Regions from separate parts of the Homo sapiens genome. Here region 1 is linked to region 2. A link is an interaction called in ENCODE POLR2A ChIA-PET data of the cell type or tissue named here. Cell type or tissue: CD4-positive, alpha-beta T cell. All regions are shown on one strand. Region 1 has its middle 28 kb from the start of CASP8. Region 2 overlaps TRAK2 (trafficking kinesin protein 2).

Region 1 (2,500 bases), 180 kb before region 2:
TGAGTGGTGGTTACACATCAGTATTAATGTACTTAATGTTACTGAACTGTACACTTAAAATGATGAAAATGGTAATTTTTATGTTATGTGTATTTCATCACATAAAAAAAGACATGAAATGAATCGGGGAAAATATTTGCTACATAACTAAGAATGAAGGCCCTTAATAAAATCTGTAAAACTATACACACTTTTAGGAATGAATCAACAAATAATTTCTATGAATTAGAAAAAAGTGACAATCCAACTAAAAAATGAATAAGGGATATAAGCAATGTGTTTCACAGAAAAAATAAAAATTGACAATGAAGTTATGAAAAAATGTTCAGTCTCCTTAGTAATTGCACAAAACAAACTAAAACAATGAGACATTACCCCTAAGATTAGTAAATGTTAAAGAAAAATAATAATTGGTGAGGGTGTGGGGAAGTGGGCACTTACACCTATGTTTGGAAATATAAATTGGTGCAACCTTATAGGGAGAGCAATCTCACAACATTTTCCAAAGACTTACATGCACAACCCTATGGCAGAGAAATTTATTCCTCTTCCAGGATTTTTTTTCCTTCAAAAACAGTGATGTGGATGAAAAACACATGTTCACTACTGCACAGGGTATAACAGCTGAAAACTGGAAACGATAATACTCACATTCCCTTCAGTAGGGGAATGGTTAAATAAATTTTACAAGCCATCTGGTAGATACCAGGCATGAGCTAAAAGTTAGGGTCCAGTTAGAGATGGAAAGCACACCAGTAATTTGAAAGGGAAAATGTAATATGAAGAATTATTAACTAGTAAAAGAAGGCTAACTGCTAAAGGTACAAGAGCACTCAAGCTGTCTGCAGTCAGCAGGCCCCGGCTGGTGAGCAGGAAGCTGCCCGCTGGGAGGCTGCCAAAGTTCCCTGAAGGTGAGCACCACTGGTTCTACAAGCTGCTGGCAGTCATGGCGTTAAGAGCAGGAAGAGAAGCACCAGAACCCGGAAGAGAAATCCAGTCCTCTGCTAGGCCTTGCACCGTCCCTCTGGCGCCCTCTACTGACAAAGCCAGTAAAATTGTGCCGCTAGCAAAGGAGATCTTTTTATGGGATGTAGCTTGGTGTCACCAAAGAGAACAGAGTGGACTTGGAGCTCAGATGCAACACAATGATTGATACTGGCACAGTATACTTACCCTGCTTTTGTAAACAAAATGGTATATGTGATGTCTCTCTTTGTCTCTCTGTATATAAAACAATATTTGTTTCTACTTATTATGTATTTATGTCTTTACTCTGCATGCCAGGAGCTAAGTATTTTGCATGTATTAACTCATTTTGTTCTCATAATAACCTTCACATGCAGGAATCATTATAGCTACTTTATGAATGAGCCGAGGAAGGCACTGAGACGTTAAGTAACTTGCCCAAGGTCACGCAGCTAGTAAGTGGCAGAGCAAGAATTACTATGGCTTTATAAGCCTAGGAAAAAGTCTGAAAGAATCAAAATGTTAACAGCGGGGACCTCAAGGAAGCATTGAAGAGGCCATGGGAGAAGTTTTCACTTTGTTAAAAAATCAGTCCTTCAAATAAATAAATACAGTGAGGCTTCCCCAGAAGCAGATGTCACTATGCTTCCTGTACAGCCTGTGGAACTGTGAGCCAGTTAAACCTCTTTTCTTTATAAATTATCCAGTCTTAGGTATTTCTTTATAACAGTGCTAGGATGAGCTGATACAGTTTCCTACACTGTAACCTAAGGCAATGCTTTGCACAAAGGGATGAGCCAGATTGCTTAGTAATTAAAACGCAAATACAAACCACAAGCATATCCATTCATGAATTGGGGGGCTGCTTTGTGTGCATAGATAAGGTATATTTTTTAAAAAAATTATTTTTCCAAGAAGAAAATAAACCAGTTAATAAACGACAACTCACAGTGCCAGGAAGTGAGAAACAAGTGTGTGATAAACGGTGGAGAATGGGAGCACTCTCCGCAGTGGGCGGGAGGAGACGAGGAGGGCGTTCCCTGGGGAGTGGCAGTGGTTGGAGCAAAGGTTTGGAGGAGGTAAGTCATGTGCTCTGAGTTTTTGGTTTCTGTTTCACCTTGTGTCTGAGCTGGTCTGAAGGCTGGTTGTTCAGACTGAGCTTCCTGCCTGCCTGTACCCCGCCAACAGCTTCAGAAGAAGGTGACTGGTGGCTGCCTGAGGAATACCAGTGGGCAAGAGAATTAGCATTTCTGGAGCATCTGCTGTCTGTGAGATTAAGCACTATGTATATTGCTTTATTCACTCCCCACAGCAACCTTACCAAGCAGTTCTTTTCCACGTGAAAAGATGGAGGCTGGGTGGAGCAAAAGGAGGTATTTAGAGTCCTCAGCAAGTGAGAGGCAGAGCTGGGATTTGAATCCAGATCTGCCTGATACTGAAGTCTAGGCTGGTTCCACCTCTCCGGACTGCTTTCCAGGGAGTAGAAGACAGATATTTTACCTTAGCTGGCTGCTTCTAGAAGTCTGACCCTGCT
Region 2 (2,500 bases):
CAGCTATTTTTATTACTGTATTACTATTGAGTTTTTACACCTAGAGATCAAATCAAGACTGCTAAAATAAGGTTGCTATAGTATCTAAATAATTACAGAGTATTAAAGGTAGAAGACACTTTCGGAAACCATCCAATCCTGCCTCCTAGATAAGGAAACTGAGACTTAAAGATGGGTAACTTGCCGAGGACACTAGAACCACCAGACCTGGGTCTCGACTTCCTATCCAGCACTGTACCCATTCTTGTTGCTATCTGCCATTTACAGGACAAAGGCTGACAACTTGTCCTAGAAAGCAAGTTCCTACACATCATGTCTCCAACATACAGTATTAGTCCTACATATCTCCTAATTCCTCCAGGTGTCTAATCTACTTATTGTCCTATTTTTCACTCTTAATATTAGAAAGATCATGGGTTTTGGCATCAGACGTAGCTTCTGAATCTGACTCCTCTACTAATTGTTAGACACACGATTCATCCTTTCAGAGCCTTAATTTCTCTCATTTGTAAAATAAAGATCATTTATCACACACAACAGTAGTAAGAAGTAACTAAAATAAGCAATTAAGGCACCCAGGGTATCTGGCAGATCACAGGTACTCACTGAATACTATTTACATCACTACTCTCTCACTTGCACACCTATAACACCCCCACCCCCATCTCTGAACAAACTGAGCTTTTGTGTTTTTATGTATCTGCCACTATCTTCCTGTTCCCAGTACTGCCCATCATTTAACACCTCCCAAACTTAGCTGTTTACAAAAAAGGAGAGTTATTTCTGTTAACATGCTTAAAATACTAGGGCTTAAAATAGCGAAAGTACAGGATGTCATATCAACCCTCTCACTTTTAAAGAGATGTGGTATTTCCTTTGTGGGTAGTATAATGAAACATGCTCTAGCTCTGGCAAAGAACAACAAAGTACTGGTTAAGAAAACAAATCCTTAAGAGAGTAAATTCCTACGACTTGACCTTGACTTCACAATGACATTTTAATAAGTTTAATAAAAGGAGGCTGGCAATATCAGACATCCCTATTCACCCAGAAGGAGAAGCAGTGGCTTGATCACCACAATGAGATAGAGATGAGGCAGATTTAAAACCTTAAATATGGTTCTAAATAAGCTCTCAATCCTTACAGATCTCTTAAATAGGAGACCTGAACATATATCCAAATTCTATTATTACAAGTTCCATGTGATTATCCAAATTTTTCCTGCCACACATATATTACATAGAGATTGTCATTTTAATACTCAGGAAGAGAAGTTGACTATAAATACATGCAGAGCTAAAAACAGACTATTAGGTATTCAACGGTATAGTGGAGATGAAGAACAAAAGTGACATTCATTACAAGAGATACTAGTCCCTAGCATCTCTTCTAGACTAGAATAATTCCCTACTTCCAAAATGTAATATTAAAAATAAGTGTACAATCCAGGCTTAGTAGATTAAGCTAAATATTCTTTAGACTAGCTCTTCCACCTTGCTTCCATATTCTGATAATGTTCCATTTATTACTCTTGCCCAGGCTTGACAACTCCTTCTCTACCATTTTATCCTCCAAATGTCTCCTTCATGTCCATTTTTTCCCAGTCATGCCTACCGGTAAGATAATTAAATCAGTGCTAGAATCAAGCACACTAGAGCTTGGTCTAGAGTATGATCTGTAGACCTACAGATGAAAAACAAGCCTCAAAGGGTTAACCTTATCAGCAAATAACTTAAAGTCTTGCCAAAATAAATTTTAACACTTTTCCAAGGAAGACAACAAAACCTAAACACCTAACAATGTAACATTCATAATATTCACCAGTCCATACAAAATTACTAGATATGCAAAAATAAACAAAATGTAATCCATAACCAGGAGGGAAATGAGTCAACAGAAACAGACCCGTCATGACAGAAATAACAGAATTAATAAGCAGCAATTTTTTATATCCTCTATTTTTAATATGCTCAAAGATTTAAGGGGAAAATATGAACGTAATGGAAAGAGAAACAGAAGATATGCCTGCATTTTAAAAACCCAAATAGAACTAGAGTACAGTATCTAAAATGAAAGACTCACTAGATAAGATAAACAGATTAGATATTCTCCAGAAGAAAAGAACAGTAAACTTGAAGGCATAGCAATAGAAATTATCTAAAATGAAGCACAGAGAAAAAAAGATTGGGGGGAGAAAACTGAACAGAACATCAGTGGCTGTGTCATATCAAGCAGTCTGAAGTCCCAGAAGAAAGAAGAGGCAGAAACAGAAAAAATATTTGAAAAAATGGTGGCCGAAGTCTTCCAAGTTTAATTAATACAGTAAGTCTATAGTTCAAAGAATCTCAACTCCATGCAGTATAAATACAAAGAAAACCACATCAAAGCAAAATTGCTAAAAACCAGTGATAAAGAAGAAAATCCTAAAAGCAGAGAGATAGGAAAAAAAGAACATTAAAGTTTCATTCACTTGAAATGAAATTATTCATTTCAAGATAGA

The links. Peaks named below come from ENCODE experiments on the same cell type or tissue, not always from the same donor. Only the 100,000 strongest peaks of a DNase experiment are listed, where the experiment ranks them.
Region 1: POLR2A ChIA-PET joins it to region 2 with 6 read pairs; 5 of 35 experiments call an interaction of 5 or more read pairs at or near these places.

What each region holds. Positions count from the first base shown.
Region 1 is chr2:201,231,389-201,233,888 of GRCh38, forward strand. It overlaps a transcript of CASP8 not described here. Among named protein-coding and RNA genes, the nearest start is that of CASP8, 28 kb to the right of the region's middle. RefSeq lists an enhancer at 797-1,046. In CD4-positive, alpha-beta T cell, a CTCF peak has its summit at 1,025 (motif pointing left); DNase peaks (open chromatin) are centred at 1,013 and 2,063; H3K4me3 peaks cover 1,204 bases; H3K27ac peaks cover 975 bases.
Region 2 is chr2:201,413,514-201,416,013 of GRCh38, forward strand. The region is part of intron 2 of TRAK2 (trafficking kinesin protein 2); the gene reads right to left. Among named protein-coding and RNA genes, the nearest start is that of TRAK2, 37 kb to the right of the region's middle. In CD4-positive, alpha-beta T cell, no CTCF peak of the experiment used is centred here; no DNase peak of the experiment used is centred here; H3K4me3 peaks cover 513 bases; H3K27ac peaks cover 963 bases.